Regions from separate parts of the Homo sapiens genome. Here all the other regions are linked to region 3. Evidence: read pairs that join two places in POLR2A ChIA-PET (ENCODE). Cell type or tissue: HepG2. All regions are shown on one strand. Links, peaks and the distances in the headings refer to the core of each region. The heading gives the core; the rest is flanking DNA. Region 1 overlaps DPEP2 (dipeptidase 2). Region 2 overlaps PLA2G15 (phospholipase A2 group XV). Region 3 overlaps DUS2 (dihydrouridine synthase 2).

Region 1 (7,154 bases), core at 1,141-5,140, 92 kb after region 3:
GATGACATCCTGCAGCTTCTGGTGAGAAACTGCCCAGCCCAGGAACCTAAAGCAAGAGGTTCAAACCAGGAGCCCTTCGGCCAGGCATGGTGGCTCACACCTGTAATCCCAGCACTTTGGGAGGCTGAGGTGGGCTGATCACTTGAGGTCAGGAGTTCAAGACCAGCCTGGCCAACATGGGGAAACCCCGTCTCTACTAAAAATACAAAAATTAGCCGGGTGTGATGGCATATTCCTGTAATCCCAGCTACTTGGGAGGCTGAGGCAGGAGAATCTCTGGAACCTGGGAGGCGGAGGTTGCAGTGAGCCAAGATCACGCCACAGCACTCCAGCCTGGGTGACAGAGTAGGACCCTGCCATGGAAAACAAAAACAAAAAACAGGAGCCCTCAAACCTGAGGCCCTGCTCCCTCCACTTCTTCCAACTTCAGGCTGAACATCTTTTGCCCCACAACCCCACAGTCCACATCCAGGAGTCGGGGGTTCTAGATGGTAAATATGTATATTCCTCTACTCCTCAAAGCAAGTGCCAAGACACCTATGCCAGACCAGGGCCTAGACTCCTCCCTTCATACAAAACCAGAGAGGTGAAGTTTCTGCTGACTCCTGAAGTCAGAGCTGAACACCCTCTCCAGGGATCCAGAGGGTGGCAGGGCAGGAATGCAGTTTGCTGAGGGGCCAGGCTAAGTGTCCACTTGCCCGCCCCTGCAGAAGAAGAACGGTGGCGTCGTGATGGTGTCTTTGTCCATGGGAGTAATACAGTGCAACCCATCAGCCAATGTGTCCACTGTGGCAGGTAACTCCCTCTCCCGGGCTCTCTGAACAGTTCTGATTTGCACCTGAAGACTTGGGAGGGCCCCAGGACTGTCCCAGTGGTTTCACTGAAAAAAATGCAGTGATGGACAGTACACAGCACATTGGTCACATGGAGCTGCAGCCACAGAGTCAGTGCTGCGGTCCTGATGGGTATAAGGGAGGAAGCCACACATAGAACCTGAGTGCTAACTATCTGCGCCTCTGCAGGGGATCCCCAAAGCACCCTTCCTCGGCCTCTGGCCAAGAGACTAGAAGGGGAAGGCCCCTTAGGTCTCTGGGGTCTTTGTCAGTTGTACTCTTTGTCCCTCCGTCATCTCCCACAACCATAGAAAAGAGTTCCTACCAGGTTCTCAAAGAGACTAGAGGCAGGTTTAATCCTAGGTGGGAAATGGCCCAGACAAGTGGCTCTGTGGATCCACTCCAAACCTGAAATCCAGGCCAGAACCAGCTGAATCCATTCAGGTCAAACCTCAGGGTTCTCAGGTTGCCAAGCTATGTGGCAGGCCATAAAGGAATTAGCCTGCCTGGCCCACAGGCTGCAAGAAGGAGACTCAGTGCCATCCAGCCCCAGTGGCACCCCTGCCCTGGAAGCCCTACGCAGCTGACTGTCCACCTTCCCCCTCCCCAGATCACTTCGACCACATCAAGGCTGTCATTGGATCCAAGTTCATCGGGATTGGTGGAGATTATGATGGGGCCGGCAAGTGAGTGCCTTCCCTGTGGCTTGTCTTGGGCTAGCTGTACAGCAGTGGGGCCTTCACGGTCACCATAGCCATCACGTCCTTTAGGCCTTGACCACACTCCCGGGATCAGTTCTCTGGGCTCTCCTGTTTGTCTTCATCCCAGTGACCCCACTCTAGGACATTATACTTGGCCAAACCACCAGACAGAGCTCATCTGCCCAGCACTGCACGTACCCCCAAGCCCAGGAGACTCACTCTCCCTGAGCAGACCATCAGCAAGGTCTGGTGTGAGCCCTGTGCACAGTGGCTGTGTTTGCAACCACTGTTTTCTGAAGAAGCTCTTCCTCTCCTTCTCCTTCTCCTTTTCTTCCTCGTCCTCCTTCTTCTTTGTCTCCTCCTCCTCCTTCTTTCTTCCTTTTCTTCTTCTTCTTCTTCTCAGGGTCTTGCTCTGTTGGCCAGACTGGGGTGCAGTGGCGCAATCTTGGCTCACTGCAGCCTTGACTTTCTGGGCTCAAGCAATCCTGCCATCTCAGCCTGCAAGTAGCTGGGGCTACAGGCATGTGTCATCATGCCCAGATAATTTTATTTTTGGCAGAGATGGGGTCTCGTGTTGCCCAGGCTGGTCTTGAACTCCTGGACTCAAGTGATTCTCCTGCCTTGGCCTCCTAAAGTGTGGGATTACAGGCCTAAGCCACCTCACTGGGCCTTTTCTTCTTTTTTTCTTTTCTTTTTTTTTTTTTTGAGACAGAGGCTCACTCTGTTGCCCAGCCTGGAGTGCAGTGGCACAATCTCGGCTCACTGCAACCTCTGCTTCCTGAGTTCCAGCGATTCTCCTGCCTCAGCTTCCCAAGTAGCTGGGATTACAGGTGTGCGCCATGATGCCCAGCTAATTTATTTTTCCTTTCTTTCTTTCTTTCTTTCCTTTCTTTCCTTTCTTTCTTTCTTTCTTTTTTGTCTTTTTAGTAGAGATTGGGTTTCACCATGTTGGCCAGGCTGGTCTCAAACTCCTGACCTCAAGTGATCCGCCCACCTTGGCCTCCCAAAGTGCTGGGATTACAGGTGTGAGCCACCATACCTGGCCATTTTCTTCTTTTTAACTCTGGTTGGTAGGGGGGATCATTTGCATTCAGTAAAAGGCATAGATCTTAATAGTATGATTCAATAAGTTTTGATAAATATTCAAGGAGGTTTTGAGGCCTCCTTCTGAAGGATAAAGAGCAGAGGAGAATTACCTACTCTCTCCAAGTCTCCACTTCCCATACCTGACCAGGGCTGGGGTTTCATAGACCCTGGACTGTGGTTCTGAGTCATGATCAGGGAATCAGGTCTGAAACCCACTAGCTGGTGGCCACACAGATTCCCTCAGGGGCTGGAAGACGTGTCCACATACCCGGTCCTGATAGAGGAGTTGCTGAGTCGTGGCTGGAGTGAGGAAGAGCTTCAGGGTGTCCTTCGTGGAAACCTGCTGCGGGTCTTCAGACAAGTGGAAAAGGTACTCTGGGCTGGGCAAGAGAGTAGCCGAGGGGTCTGAGCAAGTGTATCAAGGAGAGCTGTGGAAGCTGAGCACCGACTGCCACCTCTAGGTACAGGAAGAAAACAAATGGCAAAGCCCCTTGGAGGACAAGTTCCCGGATGAGCAGCTGAGCAGTTCCTGCCACTCCGACCTCTCACGTCTGCGTCAGAGACAGAGTCTGACTTCAGGCCAGGAACTCACTGAGATTCCCATACACTGGACAGCCAAGTTACCAGCCAAGTGGTCAGTCTCAGAGTCCTCCCCCCACATGGCCCCAGTCCTTGCAGTTGTGGCCACCTTCCCAGTCCTTATTCTGTGGCTCTGATGACCCAGTTAGTCCTGCCAGATGTCACTGTAGCAAGCCACAGACACCCCACAAAGTTCCCCTGTTGTGCAGGCACAAATATTTCCTGAAATAAATGTTTTGGACATAGAAACAGACCTGAGTTTCCTTCTCTGCAATGGGGACTGGTGGCATCGTCTCCCAGTGCTGGTGGTTGGTGGGGGATCCTTCATTTCAGCCACCAGTTGTTTAAGGAAAGACTGTTGACAGGAGCCCGAGGTGACCCAGGTGATTGGGCTCAGCACTGGATGAAAACAGTGGTGGATCCGGTGGCAGGAGGTGGACCCTATTCCGTGTTCCCTCTGAGTAGCTCATCTCTTTTTATTTATTTATTTATTTATTTATTTATTTATTTATTTACTTTTGAGGCAGAGTCTCACTTTGTCACCCAGGCTGGAGTACAGTGGCGCAATCATAGCTCACTGCAGCTTTGAACTCTTGGGCTCAAATGAAGCTTCTGCTTCAGCCTCTCAAGTAGCTGGGACTATAGGCGTGCACCACCACACTCAGCTAATTTATTTTTATTTTAGCTTTCTGGATTTTTTTTTTCTTCGAGACAGAGTCTTGGTCTGTCACCCAGGCTGGAGTGCAGTGGCACAATCTCGGCTCACTGCAAGCTCTGCCTCCCGGGTTCAAGCAATTCTCCTGTCTCAGCCTCCCGAGCAGCTGGGACTAGAGGCGCCCGCCACCATGCCCAGCTAATTTTTGTATTTTTAGTAGAGATGGGGTTTCACCTTGTTGGTAAGGCTGCTCTCGAACTCCTGACCTCAGGTGATTCACCAGCCTCGGCCTCCCAAAGTGCTGGGGGATTATAGGTGTGAGCCACCGGGCCTGGCTTTTTGTTTTTTGAGATGGAGTCTTGCTCCGTCGCCCAGGCGGGAATGCAGTGGCGTGATCTCGGCTCACTGCAACCTCAGCCTCCCGATTTCAAGCGATTCTCCAGCCTCAGCGTCCTGAACAGCTGGGACTACAGGCATGCACCACCATGCCCAGCTGATTTTTCTTTTTTCAGTAGAGAAGGAGTTTCACCATATTGGCCAGGCTGGTCTCGAACTCCTGACCTTGTGATCCACCTGCCTCGGGCTCCCAAAGTGTTGGGATTACAAGCTAGAGCCACTGCATCCGGCCAGCTTTCTTTTTTTCATTACTTCACTTAGAAGGAGGATTTTTAAATTTTTTTATAGAGACAGGGATCTCCCTATGTTGCCCAGGCTGGTCTCGAACTCCTGGACTAAAGCAATCCTCCCACCTTGGCCTCCCAAAGTGCTAGGATTACAGGAGTAAGCCACTGTGCCCAGATGGAGTAGGGTAACTTTGATTTACCTAGCCAACCATAAGCAAACATTTTAAACTGTGCTTATGTATTATTTTGATAACATTTAAAAAATTAATTGTAACTTCATGCCCTGTCCTTTTCACATGTCTAATGTAGGAAATAGGGAGTCCTCTGAACCTCTTCCAGTTCTGGGGGCTGCCCATTAAAATAATACTTTTTTTATTTTTCCTGAGACAGGGTCTCTGTCACCGCTGGAGTGCAGTGGCACAATCATGCCTCACTGCAGCCTCAACCCCCTGGGCTCAAGTGATCCTCCCCACTCTGTTTCCTGAGTAGCTGGGACCATAGGCGCGCACCACCATGTCCAGCTAATTTTTGTATTTTTTGTAGATACGAGGTTTCACCATGTTGCCCAGGCTGGTCTCAAACTGCCAGACTCAAGTGATCCACCCACCTTGCCCTCCCAAAGTGCTGGGATTACAGGCGTGTGCCACTATGCCCAGCAAAACAATTTAAAATAATAGGCTGAGAGCGGTGGTTCACACCTGTAATCCCAGCACTTTGGGAGGCCGAGGCGGGCGGATCACAAGGTCAGAAGATCGAGACCATCCTGGCTAGCACGGTGAAACCCCATCTCTACTAAAGACGCAAAACATTAGCCGGCTGTGGTGTCACGCGCCTGTGGTCCCAGCTACTTGGGAGACTGAGGCAGGAAAATCACTTGAACCCAGGAAGCAAAGGTTGCAGTGAGCCGAGATCACGCCACTGCACTCCAGCCTGGGTGACAGAGTAGCACACAAAACAAAAAAAAAACACAAAACAAAACAAACCCAAAAACAACAAAACAAAACTAAGCTAAAATAATAATGATAATAATAATAATAATAATAATAATAATAATATAGGAAACAGGTGCACATGCAATGCTTCTGCACTTTTCTTAAACTATTAGCAAAGTTGCCATTCTTCATGTTGTTCCAAGTCACTTAAATAAAGACCTTCTGGGCAGGCCGGGGAGATTTATGGGAGACCAAAATAAACATGACCTTTCTCTGCCCTTCCTGAGAGAACCAAAGCTAGAAGCAGCTGGGTCACACTTGGCCATTAACCCCCAGGCATGAGGAGGAGCAGACAGCAACCAACAAGGGGAAGTGGTCGCCAGAGGCCAAGGCCCTTCTTGAGGTGCCCAGAAGGGGATGCCCACTTATCAGGGAGCCCAGGTGGAAAAACAAGAGACAGACACAGACGCAGAGGGAAGATAATTTAGATTCGGTCTGTGTCATTGGCCTTTCTCAGCAGCAACTGGCCCAGGAAGTTCAGATGCTACCCAGATTCAGGGTTTTTTTTGTTTTGTTTTGAGACGGAATTTCCTCTTGTTGCCCAGGCTGGAGTGCAGTGGCGCGATCTCAGCTCACTAGAACCTCTGCCTCCCAGGTTCAAGTGATTCTCCTGCCTCAGCCTCCCGAGTAGCTGGGATTACAGGCACCTGCCACCAGGACCAGCTAATTTTTTTTGTATTTTTAGTACAGACGGGGTTTCACTATGTTGGCCAGGCTGCTCTCGAACTCCTGACCTCGGGCGATCCACCCAACTTGGCCTCCCAAAGTGCTGGGAATACAGGCGTGAGCCACCATCCCCAGCGTTGTTTTTTTTTTTTTTTTGACAGGGTCTCACTCCCATTGCCCAGGCTGGAGTGCAGTGACACGATCTCAGCTCACTGCAGCCTCAACTTCCTGGCCTCAAGTGATTCTCCTACCTCAGCCTCTGGAGTAGCTGGGACCTCCGGTGCGCACCACCACGCCTGGCTAATACTTTGTATTTTTAGTAAAGACAGGATTTCACCATGTTGCCTAGGCTGGTCTCAAACTCCTGGACTCAAGCAATCTGCTTGCCTTGGCTTCCCAAAGTGCTGGGATTACAGACATGAGCCACTGCGCTGACCCAGATGCAGTTTTTGTTTGTTTTGAGACGGAGTCTTGCTCTGTTGCCCAGGCTGGAGTGCAATGCACTCGGCTCACTGCAACCTCCGCCTCCGAGGTTCAAGTGATTCTCCTGCCTCAGCCTCTTCAGTAGCTGGGATTACAGGCACACACCACCCTGCCCAGCTAATTTTTGTATTTTTAGTAGAGATGGGGTTTCACTGTGTTGGCCAAGCTTGTCTCAAACTCCTAGACTCAAGCAACCTGCCCGCCTCAGCCTCCCAAAGTGTTAGGATTATAGGGGTAAGCCACCGCATCCGGCCCCAGATGCAGTTTTGAGATCTATTTCCCCTGCACCAGGATTTTTTCAACAGGAAATGACGAGGAGCTGCTGGAAGCTAGCCTTGTATTGTCTTTAAGGAGGATTTCTGCCCCAGGTGAAATAACGTGTCAGACCAAGCCCCCTCATGCTCTCAGGACCAAGAGACCTAGTCTGATCTTGTCCCTCAACTCCATGCCTTAGAGAATCCACCTGTGCCTCCTCCACAACAGTTGTTGTAATGCCCAAACTAGACCTCTGCTGGGCTGTTAGCCAACCCTGGATC
Region 2 (7,154 bases), core at 2,158-6,157, 180 kb before region 3:
CCTTTCATGTTGTCATCCTTTTACTGAGGCCAGAGCTGCAGCTGGACCCCAGTATTTTTACCACAGGCATTTTTACCCCCACTCTGGGTCACCTCGTCCTTCCAGGTTTGGCTAACAGGTGGTTCAGTGAGAGGGTTCAGGGCGCCCTCTTGTGGCCCCTGGTGTATCAAAGTCTGGCGCCCCAGCTTGTGGGGCTGAGTTAAGACAGAACTGGGTACCGGCTGGGCTCTGGACTACAAAATTCAGGCTGGGACCCTATCCCCTATCCATGTTTCCTTGGCTCTGTCTCTGTTTCTGTCTTTGTCCATACCAGTCTCAGCCTAGTAGTCTCTTTTCCTCCCTTGATCTCTCTCATCTGTACCTCCCCAGGGGTACAGATGGCAGGCTGATGAGCTGAAGATGCAAAGAAGGGTGGCATCCTAAAAAGAACTCTAGGTTCAAAGGATGCTGACACTTGCAAGCTGAGGGAGGACAGAGGCTGGGAAGGAGGGTGTAGCCAGGGTGACCTGCAGGACTGTCCTTGCTCCCAGCTCCTGGGTGGCATGTGGGGCCTGCTGACCAGGCAGGAGCAGGGGGAGGACAGGACCCCATTTCCACAGGAATGTTTCAGGTTCTGGTTCTTAGTCCCAGGAAGGGAACTGGATTCCAGGAGAGAGGACAGGAGGATGAGGTCCACAGAAGGGCACAGGAACCATGCTTTGATGCTGAGACAACCTGTCAAGGCTCCTGTAAAGGCCCAGCCCCTAATTTCCTGCCTCTGTAGCCACCTTGTACCTCCACCACCTCCCTCCCCTCATGCTCAGAGCAGAATGTAGGCCAGGGCACCTTACAGCATCCAGAGTACTTTTATTGCCAGAATCCAGATACAGCCTGCTCAGAGCCCCATGTGGGGCCACTCAGGAACAAGGGGAGACAGATGCCAGGCATGTATGCAACAGAGAAAATCCAGCTGCACAGAAACCCTGTGGGAGAGCAGCTCAGTCCAGCGTGAAGGCGTCTTTGGGAACCCCACCTAGAGGCTGTACCCTTTTCTCGGCCTGTGGCCAGTCACCCACTTAGAGCCTACTGCCATGAAGGCAGCCCTGACTCTCCATGCCTGCTGCCACAGGGAGATCCATGGAGCACCCTGGGGCAGACAGAAAGCCCCTAGGGGGGCCTCAGGGGACCCCTGGCTCTCTCAGGGTCCCATTCAAGTTTCTGGGCTAGTCCCAGCACTAAGCTGGGTGCTGGCCAGGGTGGATAGGAGCCCCATCCTCAGCCCTGTGCTGACCCACTTGGTACTAGTGAGACCCTAGGGCAGGGTGGCAGTGTGATGGTGGGGTTAGCAAGAGGTGCAGCTCAGGGAAGCTGCGAGCAGCCTTGGCTGCTTCCTTGGATTCCCTTTCTCCATAGGTTCCCAGAAGGCCATGGCTCCAACCCCTGCTCTCATCCTTGGAACCACAGTCCCAGGGTGAAGGGAGGCAGCTTCAGTCCTGGGGCCAATAGCACATCCGAGGAAATCAGGGCCCCTGGAACACAGCCTGCGGGACTGGGGGCACATCTGCTGCCCAATCCAGAGCTTGAATGCTCCTGGTGGTAAGGGAGGTAGGAGTGGAGTGAGATGTCCCAGGGCCTGGGAACCACGAAGAACGCAACAAACTGCCCCTGCCTGCAGGAGCTACTAGGCTCGCCCAGGAAGCCAGTCAGGCTGGCCACCAGCTAAGCCACAGGGAAGCCAGCAGCTCTAGCTACCCATGACCAGTGGCAGGCCTATCTGTGGCTGGTGTGTGGGAAGGGTCACCCGAGGGGCCAGGAGCCGATCCCTGGGACCTCTGGGTACAGGACCACAGCCCAGTAACATCCCTCATAGGAAGGCTGCGGGGCCAGGGCCCAGTAGGCAAGTATGAAAAGCCCACAGGAATAGGGGGGACACATGGCCCCAGGCAGGGACTGGGACCAGGGCCCAGCCAGTCCACCCTGTGGAGCCAGTCCTAAGGTCACAGCAGTTCCACCATCAGCAGCATTCTTGCCATCCAGTGTCCCTTGAGTCTAGACTCTCATTTCTTCCTTCTTCACTGCCACAGAGAAAGGATAACAAACAGCACTTCCCCATGGCAGATGCTTCACAGTCCAAGACTCGGGGCCTTGAATGGTGAGTCACAAACTTTGCAAAACGCGTGGGCCATGACAGCCCCAGAGGCCAACAGCAGGTCCACGGCCGAGCCACAGGAGTCCTGTGGCACAGGAGTCAGGGCCCAAGGAGCACACGTTTCAGATAGGCCAGGGTGGTGGCGTTGGCCAGCATCTCGATGTGCTCGCTGCCTGGCAGCTCCTGCAGCAACACTTGGTGCTCCTGGCGGCTCTGCCAGGCCTGGCACTGCAGGGCACTCTTCAAGTTCACAGTACCATCGCCGTCACCAAAGCAGATTTTAGGGTCACGGTCAGGGAAGCTCTCATAGTAGAAGGAGTCTGGTGTGGGGACGCCAGTACCATAGAGGCAGTGCAGCTGCACGCCAGGTGGCATCGTGGCTTCCACCAGCCCTTCTGTGTCCTGCCGCATGAGCCAGCCATCTTCAAAGCCGATGTCCTGGAAGAACTTGCGGTAGTCCCGCAGTGTGTAGTTGATTGTGGGTGTCTGCACGAACACCTTCTCAGGTGACCATGTGTAGTTGTAGGGCAGCAGCCAGCTGGTGGAGACAGCTGACCGCTGCTGCTCCCGGATCTTCAGGGGCCCGATGACTGGGATCCGGTTGTTGTCTCCTGCAGGGAGAAGGCTCTGGTCAGTCTGTGCTTAGGAATGCCAGCTGGTTGGGCAGCATGTTCACCACCAGGCCCCTGCCAGACCCCAGCCAGGGGCCCAGTCCACAGTCCCGCATCTCTACCCGGTTATCATCATTGTAATCACTGTGACTCCCATCCCTGCCTTGGCTCTTTTTTTTTCTTTTTGAGACAGGGTCTCACTCTGTTGCCCAGGCTGGAGTATAATGGCATGATCACGGCTCACAGCAGCCTCAACCTCTCAGGCTCAACCAATCCTCCCGCCTCAGCCTTTGGAGTAGCTGGGACTACAGGTATGCGCCACCATGCCTCATGCCTGGCAAATTTTTCCTTTTTTTTTTTTTTGAAGTAGGGTCTCATTCTGTCACCCAGGCTGGAGTGCAGTGGTACAGTCTTGGCTCACTACAACCTCCACCTCCTGGGTTCAAGTGATCCTCCTATGTCAGCCTCCTGCATAGCTGGAACTACAAGCACGTCCCACCACGCCTGGGCTAAAAATGTTTCCACTTTTTATACAGATGGGGTCTTGCTATGTTGCCCAGTTTGCTTGCCTTGGCTTTTATTGTTTCTCTTTATTTTTGCTACATCTGGGAACCACACATCCAAGCTATGTTTTGTTTTTTTTGCTTTCCTCACCAGGGAGTAAGGCGGCACATACCCACAGGGTGATTTATGATGCTTCCTTGCCTGTAAACTCTACCATCCTCCAAGTGCTGATCAGGCCTGTGGGCACTGACCTAGTCTAAAGTGAGTCAGCAGGTTGGCAACTCGGAGATGACATGTTCTGCTTTCCCTTTTATGACACTGAACTGTGTACCAGTTTTTCTTTTCCTAAGCTCAGACCAGCGTTCAGCCAGCCGTGGCCTCATTCCACCCACTTGCATGTGCGCTGACCTGGGCAGCCAGGCGTGCTGGAGACAGGGCACGAGGGGAGGCTGCAGATGGAGGCGGAGTCCCTATACACAGGAATGTGAACAACACAAACACCCGGCAGTCAGGGAGGCCTCCAGGAAGTAAAAGCTGCAACTTGGGAACAGGGGCCTCTGGCCTGTTCAGGATCCATGGTCACCCATCACCCCACCCTGTATCTGAAAGCAGGGAGGCCTCTCAGACTGACTGTAGGGCCTCAGCTCTGCCTGCTGTGGCCTGGCTGGGGGACCCCTGAGGCAAGGAAAGCCCCTAGGGGTGCACGGACTTCCACCTCCCCGCACCACACACCCAGTCCTGGACTGCCAAGGCAGGACAGAACAGCTTCCCAGCCTTTGAAACAAAGCTCTAAGGGGACTCACAGAGAAACTCTGAAAGGGGCCGGGGCTACCTGTCTAAACTCAGGGTATGCCCACATCCGTCCCTCCAGGCCCAGGCTAGACCGAAGTGGTGGCTATAATGAGTCCTCACTAAATCTGAGTGTCTTCCAGCCAACTCAGAGTCACTGGGCCTGACCCAATCACAATGCCAGTAGACCAAGCAGGTCAAGCAGTGGCAGGCACTTGAGCTCATGAGATGCTTGGCACAGCCCTGGCTCATAGCTCCCAAAGTGAGGGTCCATAAGCCTCCCCCAAGTCCTAGCAGAGGGAGGAAAGCTCCCTTCTAGAGGAAGAAGCTCTACTCTACAGCTGCAGCTGGTGAGCTGCAACAGTCATGAAAAGACGGGGGAGGAGCCATAAAAGGGGTGGCTTTCCCAATTGCCAGGCAAGCAGGCCCAGCCAGATCTGCACCTGCTTCCTCCCTGTGTTGCCTACAGAGGCTCCGTGCTGCCCACAGATGGAGGCGCAACTCATAAATAAAAAACTGTAGTCTAGAGGCCAGGTGCAGTGGCTCATCCTTGTAATCCCAGAACTTTGGGAGGTCAAGGTGGGCAGATCATTTGAGGTCAGGAGTTCAAGACCAGCCTGACCAAAATGGTGAAACCCCATCTCTACTAAAAATACAAAAAAATCTGGCCGGGTGCGGTGGTTCATGCTTGTAATCCCAGCACTTTGGGAGGCTGAGGCAGGCAGATCCTCCTGACTTGAGGTCAGGAGTTAGAGACTAGCCCGGCCAACATAGTGAAACCCAGTCTCTACTAAAAATACAAAAATTAGCCGGGTGTGGTGGTACGCGCCTGTAGTCCCAGTTACCCGGGAGGCTGAGGCAGGAGAATCACTTGAACCTGGAAGGTGGAGGTTGCATGAACCAAAATCACGCTACTGCACTCCAACCTGGATGGCAGAGTGAGAAAGACCCTGCCTCCAAAAAAAAAAAAAAAATGCTCTAGCCTTCCTCCTCTGCGGTGAAGGTGGGGATGAAGAAGTAAGGATGGGGTAAGAGGGAGGGATGGCCAGGCACAGTGGCTCACACTTGTAATCCCAGCACTTTGGGAGGCCGAAGCGAGTGGAACATCTGAGGTCAGGAGTTCAAGACCAGCCTGGCCAACATGATGAAACCTCATCTCTACTAAAACACAAAACTTAGCCAGGCATGGTGGCGGGCACCTGTAATCCCAGCTACTCAGGAGGCTGAGGCAGAATCGCTTGAACCCGGGAGGCAGAGGTTGCAGTGAGACAAGATTGCACCACTGCATTCCAGTCTGGGTGACAGAACCAGACTCTGTCTCAAAAAATAAAAATTAAAAAAAAAACAGGGCTGACCCAAGAGAATAGTCATTGTGGAGACCAAAGCAACTCCATTTTGGATACTAATCCACCATGTTGGCTTCTGATTAACCCCAGATCCAGGAAGGCCACTGAGATTTCCACTTTATCTACTGTTTCTTGTGCACGTACTTAACCATAAATCAAAACAGCCTCTGTGTTATCATCCTTCAATGTTCAACACATCGCATCGGAGTCGCCCTTTCCCTACAGAATATAAGCTCTGGGTCTGGGGGCTAATAGTGTGGGGATCCACCATCTTGTCTTGCCCCCACCTGAGACACAGATGTGGCTTCTATTCGTATGTCCCTATTAAATGCTTTTCTCTGAGAAACTAGATTTGTCAGCCTCTTTCTTCTTTGGACTTTTAGGGGTAGATTTGCATAGACCCCACACACCGTGGGACAGACACGAGGCATGCTGGCCCAGGAGGACACTTAGGAAGGGAAGAGAGGGCAGAATTCCTGGCAACAGCCCCCCACGCTGGGCCAGGTAGGGTCTTACCTGAAGCCAGGACGCGCAGGGTCTTGGCCACGCCCCCCCAGGGCGCACCCAGTGACACGAAGGCCCGGATATACTTGTCCTTCCAGGCCTGCGGCTGCCGCTGCAGAAAGTAGAGCGTGTACATGTTGCCCATACTGTGGGCAACCAGCACCACGGGGCCCCCATACAGCTGGTACATCTCCTCGATCATCTCGCGGAGGGCCAGGAAGTAGGGCCCGTTTTCATCTGCAGGCCAGAGCCAGGCAGGGGTCAGGTGGGAAGGGTCCTGGAGCCGGAACCACTGAGCTTTTCTCAGGCCAGACACAAGACGAGAGGGGGAGGGGAGGGTGCTCACATTCAAACAGAGCGGTCTGGGTCCCCCCGCCTTCCATGAAGGGAGGAAGCCTTATATTTCTCCCCAGGGCTCACAGGCCCAGAGGTCCCAGGGTGGGAAATGGAGGACAGGATAAGACTGACCAAAGGTGGTGGCTGTGACCACTAGACTGGATGCCAGAGGCCCAGGGACAGGAGACAGCCAAGGACAAGGGGAGAGCCCAAGGTCTGTGGTGCCCATGATCACCTCACCCCTACCTCCCGAGACGTCAGGGAGGGAATGAGAGTGCCTGCTTACTTGGGGCTCGGCGCCAGTCATAGGGAGCCCCTCGGACATCCTCACCCCGTGTGTAGCCCCAGCCCACAAGGCTCTCCACCATGGTGTGGAAATAGGAACCTGTAGACAGAAATACAGAGGATAAGAAAAGATACAGCTAGTGCCGGCCACCTACACTATGCCCAGCATGGAGACTGTGACAGCTAGCAGGTCCTTGGAAGAATGCTACAGGGCTCTGTGCCCACGCTGATCAGAGACAGCTCACAGGCTGTCCCTACAAACCAGCAGAGTTCCTCCAGCTCCAGCTCCAGTCCGGCAGAAACCCCATCCCAGCTCCCGGAGGCCTTGAGTAAGGGCTACATACCCACGCTGCTTTTGCTGGGGTCCAGGAACTCCAGTGAGAAGGTCTTCCCAAAGCCAGGGACACGTACATCCACACCATCAGGAAACTGGGTGGCCCTGGATGTTTTGTTGTAAACCAGCCTGTTGTGAGAGGATATTGAGCCAGTGACCCGGAGGGGACACTGAGCTTGGTGTGTCCCAACAGTGCATCATGTCCTGAGTCATACTCCCTTCTCATGCCCAGGTTTGGTCAGATGGATAGGAGAGACCGAAAAGTAACAAAGCAGGTTGATAAAGCACAGATCACCTGTAATCCCAGCACTTAGGGA
Region 3 (7,154 bases), core at 2,061-6,060:
CTTGATAACCATAAAGTAACCTGCAGTGGGCAGAAGCCTAAGGTGGGGCCGGATGAGTGGGCAGAATGCTGCAGGCCACTGCAAAGTGTCTGGACTTTATCCTGACGGCAGTAGGGAGCAGTGGAAGGACTTAGAGCAGGGGATTTACATGGTCAGAATTCTGGATGGATCACTAGATTCAACTGGGACAGGGGTGAATGAAGTCAGAGGGAGAAGATAATGTGGTCAAGGAGAGGGAACAACTGGCATTAGACGGGTGGACTATCCTTCCCAATAACCTGTCCTGCCTGCAAATCTCCAACCTTGAGGGCCTGAGTGTGGAACTTGGGGCCCAAATGCCACATCAGCTCTAGAGCCCTCTGCCTCAGGCAGGTTGCTGGCCCACCTATTTGTACCACATGTAACAGGATCCTGATACAGTATAAGGTCCCAGAGGCTTGGCCAGCTCATCTGAAGTCCCTCCAGACATGACTTCACCTAAATCATGGGATCAGCCATAGTCAGACCAGACAGCAGGCAGGAGGGAGACCCTGGGCTGGTCAGCCCCTCCACTGGGAAGGGACCACAGAGAAGCTGTAGATGGCTTGAAAAATTCAACCACTCATCAAATGCTCAGCTATGCATCTGTCTTCCCAGCCACTGAGCACCTGGAGAACACTTAGAACAGATTACATTGTAGGGAGGGTTTCTGATCTCACCAAGGAATGGTGAGGGCTGGGACAGGGATGGGCACCAACTGCAGGAAGAGAGTCACCATGTGTGTAAGAAAGTCAGCAACGGCTGGGAACTCTGCAGCCTGTGAAGGGGCCTGACCACACACATACACCGATATGTACATACTCTTTCAGCCCTTTGCCCCAGCTAGGGCCAGTATGTACCCCCATGAGCTCTTCTTCAGGCAGTTCCAAAGCTCCTGCAGGTCATCTGGACCCACCTTCAGCCCTCTGAGAGCCCTGTGAAACCAGGAGGCCCACAGGACCAGTGCAGTAGGTGGAACCCCAGGGTGGACAAGGGCTATGTGGGTCACTGTACAACCACTCTCTCCTGTATGAATGCCACCCAAGACTGGGAATTAGGGAAAGCCATCATTATCATCAGCTGCCACAGGACTGTTCCCAAGCACCCATTGTTGAAGTTCTTCAGTGCCCTCTGAGCCATGGGATGGTACAGTTTAGCCTGCCCCAGTCCCTTGTTCCCCATTAGGCAAAACAGGAGCCTCTGAGGAAATTCAGAGTTTAGAAAAGTTCTTCCTCTCCATGCCAAACATCCCCCTCATCCCAAGCTCTGGTTTGATTCTTCTGTGCCTGCTCCCCAGACCCATGCCAAGGTAGCCACAGGGGACACAAGGACTGCCCTTGAGCAGCTCCCAATCTGGGAGGAGAGGATAAGACCAGCCAACTACAATCTCAGAAAGTTAGTTGCTGAAGTCAGCACAGGGTGCTGAGAAGACAGGGTCAGCACTTTGTCCTCAAATGCCAGGCTGAGGAGTTTGGACTTGGTCCAGAGAGCAGACTTAAGAGACCCATGGAAGAGTTCTGAGCAGAGTAAACTGGAAGGACCCAAGTATCCAGAACTGAGGGTGGAAGAGATTCTTTGCACACAGCCCAGTCTTCTTGCTGTGGCCTTTGAGAGACCTGCCACCCTCTCCAGCCTTACTCATCCCTTCCTCTCATGCTCATATCAAAACCATTTGTCCCCCAAATGTGATGATCTAAGGGGAAATCCTCAATCAGGCTGGCTGGAATGGATGGATAAGTGTTGTGGCTACTAGCCCAGGGAGAGGTTTGGGAGTCTAAGTGGCCCAGTTTAAGGTGGACATGGTGAGAACAATGGGCAGAGCTTTCAGGCCTGACTGTCCCCCTCCACCCCCCAGTCAGTCCCATCCTTGGGCAGGTCACTTTGAGACCAGGAAAGGCAACACTGAGGTATGCTAAAGTGAGATCATTTGAGGATTAACATATCCAACCAGGATCTCTGCCAGACATCCTCAGTCACAGAATATATAGTAGACCCACCCCACCTTCCTCCCCTGTAAAGGATTCTCTCCCCAGTGCTTCCCAGGGCCCTCAAAGCCCCCACATTACAGCCTCTATCTTAATAGCAGACCTGAATCCCTGCCTCTCCTTCCCCAGAGCCCAGAAATGAACCTGACCCTGCCAGAGGAGGGGCTTCCCCCAGGGAAACCATACTGGTGGGAGAAGTGGCCTGAGATCAAAGCCCAGTTCCACTGGGGAGGTAGGTCTTAGGACTCAGTGACTTGGTGGGGGCGGGCAGCACTGCAGCCTCTGTCTGACCAGTTCCAGTTGGAGTATAAGAAAAGGCAAAGGGGGCATTTTTGTTTTTTGTTGTTGTTTTTTTGAGACAGGGTCTTGCTCTGTTGCCCAGGCTGAAACACAGTAGTGCCATCATGGCTCACTGCAGCTTCAACCTCCTGGGCTCAAGTGATCCACCCACCTCAGCCTCCTGAGTAGCTAGGACTATAGGCACGTGCCACCACACCCGGCTAATTTTTTTTTTTTTTCGAGACAGAGTCTCACTTTGTCGCCCAGGCTGGAGTGCAGTGGCATGATCTTGGCTCACTGCAAGCTCCGCCTCCCGGGTTCATGCCATTCTCCTGCCTCAGTCTCCCAAGTAGCTGGGATTACAGGTGCCCGCCAACAGGCCCAGCTAATTTTTTGTAATTTTAGTAGAGACAGGGTTTCACCATGTTAGCCAGGATGGTCTTGATCTCCTGACCTCGTGATCCGCCCATCTCGGCCTCCCAAAGTGCTGGGATTACAGGCGTAAGGCACCGCACCCGGCCACACCTGGCTAATTTTTATATTTTTTTGTAGACAGGGTTTTGGCACATTGCCCAGCAGGCTGGTCTTGAACTCCCAAGCTCAAGTGATCTACCCACCTCGGCCTCCCAAAGTGCTGGGATTACAGGTGTGAGCCACCATACCCAGCCAAAGGAGGCATTTTGATTGAGATTGTTTTTAGTACGAAAAATCAGAAATAGGCCAGGCGCAGTAGCTCATGCCTGTAATCCCAGCACTTTGGGAGGGTGAGGCGGGAGGACTGCTTGAGGCCAAGCATTCAAGATCAACCTGGCCAACATAGCAAGACTCTATCTCTATGAAAAAAAAAAAGAAGAAAAATCAGAAATAAATTGTGCCTAAAGCTTGGTGGCTGAGACTGGACCAAGCCTCAGTCTTTCTCCTGAGTGGAGCCCTTTCTCGGGGAGCACTGGTCTGGGAAGTCAGTTAGGGCAGCCTGGCATGGAATGACCCCATTAACCATGCAGAGTCCTATCAAAGGGCCAGCCTACTGTCCTCCAGCCAGCCTCACACAGGCAGAGGACAGCGGATCCCCTCTAAGAGGAGGGCCCTCAGGACAGAGAGGACTAGAAGTGAGTTGCCCAAGGTCAAACAGCAATGAGCTCTGGGAGGCAGTGGGTAGTGCGGTATCCTTATCTGCACACAGAAAAGCAAGCGTGGGTGGCAGGGGGGAGGGGGGCGGTGCTGGAACTGAGACAGAGGCCTCACCCACCAAACCCTAGACTCAGAGGCCAGCAGGGCCAGAGGCTGCTGGCTGGCACAGGTGCCTGACCCTGTGTTAAAGTTGCCACAAAACAGTAAAGCTCTGACACAGGGGAGATGTGGGAAATACAGCTTTGACCCAGAGGGGACTCCTCCCCTCCCCACTCCCCAATGGAGCCTGGAAAAAGGGAGGAGAAGCAGCATGTTTACAGCTGAGGAAGCGGGGGCAGGACAGGGCAGGGACCTTTGGTCAGAACGCCCCTCCCAGTAAGCGGGGGAGGCCCCATGAGATGCGGTAGCCGTTTGTTTGCTTCTCACTGCCAGGAGGAAATTAAAGAGAATCTGCCACTTCCTTCCGCCCCAAGTGGGATGAGGAAGGCGGGGGACGGGAGGGACTGTGTGGTGTGATCTGCCAAACATAAGGGCCCCAAATTGCTGTCATCAGCCGCCTCCAGTGCCCCACTGTCCAAAGCAGGCACCTCATCAGGTCTGAGACTCCAGGCAGCTGTCAGGCTTGGAGACTCTGGGGATCAGACCAACACTCCCCACCCCACTGGACTAGTCCCTTACTGCAGCACCAGTTACCCTAGTCTTTCTTCCAGATTCCATATCACCTCTCATCAGGACATACAATTGATGCCCAGTGTGTCAGGTGTACCATCAGTAGAATGGGCTTCTTGGGCCTTCCTAACTTGGCCCAAGTCCAGTGATACCCCATTCCCCACCTCTACCAGACCCACAGAGATGGGCAGGAGATCCACTTTGGAAAGCTCAAGCTCTGCACAGAGGGTGGGAGTAGAATCATGCCAGGACACAAGCCCATTTATGAAGATGCCCAAGGCTGAAGCAGCCAGCCGTGGGTGAGGGTAGGGGGTGTCTTTATTGCACAGTACCAATGTCAGGTTGGGGAGTTACCACCTGAAAAGCTCCTGTTTTCAAAGAGAACTTGACCCTGTCACTCAGATCCACCAAAGGGGCCAGGATCCACCCCTGGGCGGCCCCTGGTCCATGCTCTAGGCTGATGGCCCCTGCCAGGACATCTAACTTCTGCCAGGCAAGACCAGCAAACTGTTCAACGGCATCTGGTTCATGCTGTGGCATCCACAGCCACCTTAGCACCAGGCCCATGGAGGGGTGACTAAGGCAGGAAGAGTAGTCACCAGCCTTCCAGGGGGCTTTCTTCACCACTTCCCAAGGCCACAAAGGGCTTCTTGCACAGATCCCCAGGTTGTGCTAGCTCCTGAGCTCTGGGGCCCCCAGGGTCTTGGTCAGGAGCCTCCCTCTTTCGCTTGTGCAAGGAAGGGCTCTCCTCACCCAGCCGACCCTCAGGGAGGCCCTGGCTCCGCAGACAGACGATGGCTGCAGCCTGCTCCGCCAGTTTCTTGGACTTGTCCCTGAGCAGACAGAGGGCAATAAGGTGAGGGGCAGGGTGCAGGGCTATGAGGCCTGACTCTACACATCCTTGGCAGATTCTGACAAGACTGAGTAAGGGGTCACCATCCAGGGATGCCACTGCCCACATATACCATCTACCCAACCCTCCTAGGACAATGCTGGATGTGTGGGCAGAATGCCCACTCTCCGCCCCACCCCAAGCCTCCTCTCCTATGATAAGGAAACTTACCACAAGGTAGACTGATACTTTTGTTCAGCAACGGTGACAATAGAGGAGAACAGGCGATCTAGAGGGCGTTGAACCTGATACAAAGAGAAAAGGAATCACATGGCCAGAGAAATGAGCCCTGTAGGCCAAACTGCTGGGGTCAAATCAAAGGCAGATAAAAGGAAGTGTTTCCAACCTAAGTCAAATGAAGGCTGCCTGTATCACATGCTCCTCCCAAGCAAAAGTGCCCAGTGGAGAAAGGCACAAATACACAATGACCTCAAGTGTCTGGAGCTGTCACAGACCTAAGCAAAGCGCAGCAGAGCCCTTAGCTGCACATGACTATGGAGCCTCCTGCTGACATCTGGATAGGCCAGGTCCCCAAAATGAGGAGTCACCAGATGCCAAAAGGGTGAGAAGGGACAAGCTAGGAGCAGAGAAGGCACACGTGGCAGAGGGACCAGGTGACTTGGCTGGAGCAAAGGGCTGCAGGGATGAAACTGGAAGGAGCGAGGCACATGGAAGGGTCTCAGGCTCTATGCTGAGGTGCTGGCTTGATCCTTCAGATACTGGGGAGCTGCTGACTTGAGGAGACAGAAGTTAGATTTGTTCTGGAAAAGTCACTGTGGTGGGGGTGGGGGGGAGTGGGGACACAGACACAACCCCCAGAAGGTATAAGCCTTGAGGCCAGAAGACCAGTCCAGATGAGGCAGAGCAGCCTAAGGAAGGCATGGCTGCAAGGACCAAAGGAAGTGAAGCAAGCCTATCTCATGGTTTCCACCCCAGGGGCACCACATCTGGGGCTCAATTCTGTGCCCCATTGGCTGAGGCTTGATCCAAAAACATGTCTGGGCCAAGTGCGGTGGCTCACGCCTGTAATCCTAGCACTTTGGGAGGCCGAGGTCGGGGGATCATCTGAGGTCAGGAGTTCGAGACCAGCCTGGTGAAGATGGTGAAACCCCATCCCTACTGAAAATACAAAAAAGTTAGCCAGGTGTGGTGGTACCCACCTGTAATCCCAGCTACTCAGGAGGCTGACACAGGAGAATCACTTGAACCTGGAGGCGGAGGTTGCAGTGAGCCAAGATCATGCCACTGCACTGCAGCCTAGGCAACAGAGCGAGACTCCGTCTCAAAAAATAAATAAATAATTAAATAATTAAATAAAATTTTTAAAAAAGGCTCATGACCTATAATCCCAGCACTTTGGGAGGCTGAGGAAGGAGGACCACTTGAGCACAGGAGTTTGAGACCAGCCTGCCTGGACAACAAAGCAAGACCCCATTTATTTATTTATTTATTTATTTTGAGACAGGCTGGAGTGCAGTGGCATGATCTCAGCTAACTGCAACCTCTGCCTCCAGGTTTAAGCAGTTCTCTGCCTCAGCCTCCCAAGTAGCTGGGATTACAGGCGCCCACCACCATGTCCAGCTAATTTTTGTATTTTTAGGAAAACGGGGTTTCACCATCTTAGCCAGGCTGGTCTTGAACTCCTGACCTCGTGTTCCACCTGCCTCGGCCTCCCAAAGTTGTGGGATTACAGGCATGAGCCACCGTGCCCGGCTGAGACCACATTTCTAAAAAATAAAAAATAAAAATTAGACTCTGTTTCAAAAAAAAAAAAAAGAGAGATGTCTGGCTGAACTGGACAACAGGCCACTGTAAGAGGGGAGGGCTATCAGCAACTGACCTGGCCACCAGCAGCTTCTCCATGCCTACAGAGGTCAAGGCCAGGCTCCAGCCTGGCAATCTAGAGTTGAGGGTGTAAGCCATGGGAGTGCTGTGACTGGCTGCAGGGCAGGCCACAGCCAGGAACTCACCGTTTCATACACAGGCTGTGCCAACTTCTCCCTCCGGCACCACTCTAGTAGGCACATCTTAGGGGTGATCTGGGCTGGGTATGCTCTCCTGGGGAAAGGAAGGGAAGCAGTTGGGGTCACCCACCATCACCGCTCCCTCCCTCAGCCAGGGCACTACTCAGCTCCTGAAAGGAGCTGCAGAAATGAGAGGAACTGAGACACCGAGCTGCT

The links. Peaks named below come from ENCODE experiments on the same cell type or tissue, not always from the same donor. Only the 100,000 strongest peaks of a DNase experiment are listed, where the experiment ranks them.
Region 1: POLR2A ChIA-PET joins it to region 3 with 5 read pairs; 14 of 35 experiments call an interaction of 5 or more read pairs at or near these places.
Region 2: POLR2A ChIA-PET joins it to region 3 with 13 read pairs; 16 of 35 experiments call an interaction of 5 or more read pairs at or near these places.

The regions. Positions count from the first base shown.
Region 1 is chr16:67,983,688-67,990,841 of GRCh38, reverse strand. DPEP2 (dipeptidase 2) reads left to right here. Exons shown (of 11, transcript NM_022355.4): 7 at 1-21; 8 at 711-795; 9 at 1,444-1,519; 10 at 2,855-2,990; 11 at 3,082-3,448. The coding sequence ends at 3,336. Among named protein-coding and RNA genes, the nearest start is that of DPEP3, 6.8 kb to the right of the region's middle. RefSeq lists enhancers at 646-705, 746-795 and silencers at 5,622-5,916, 6,039-6,138. In HepG2, for the core only: a CTCF peak has its summit at 3,077; a DNase peak (open chromatin) is centred at 3,141; H3K4me3 peaks cover 976 bases; H3K27me3 peaks cover 318 bases.
Region 2 is chr16:68,254,731-68,261,884 of GRCh38, reverse strand. PLA2G15 (phospholipase A2 group XV) reads right to left here. Exons shown (of 6, transcript NM_012320.4): 3 at 6,848-6,966; 4 at 6,505-6,603; 5 at 5,895-6,119; 6 at 827-2,739. The coding sequence ends at 2,228. Among named protein-coding and RNA genes, the nearest start is that of SLC7A6, 6.2 kb to the left of the region's middle. In HepG2, for the core only: no CTCF peak of the experiment used is centred there; a DNase peak (open chromatin) is centred at 3,744.
Region 3 is chr16:68,076,510-68,083,663 of GRCh38, reverse strand. It overlaps DUS2 (dihydrouridine synthase 2), which reads right to left. Exons shown (of 17, transcript NM_017803.5): 15 at 6,945-7,032; 16 at 5,146-5,219; 17 at 4,344-4,915. The coding sequence ends at 4,678. Among named protein-coding and RNA genes, the nearest start is that of NFATC3, 5.3 kb to the left of the region's middle. In HepG2, for the core only: no CTCF peak of the experiment used is centred there; DNase peaks (open chromatin) are centred at 3,493 and 3,743; H3K4me3 peaks cover 948 bases.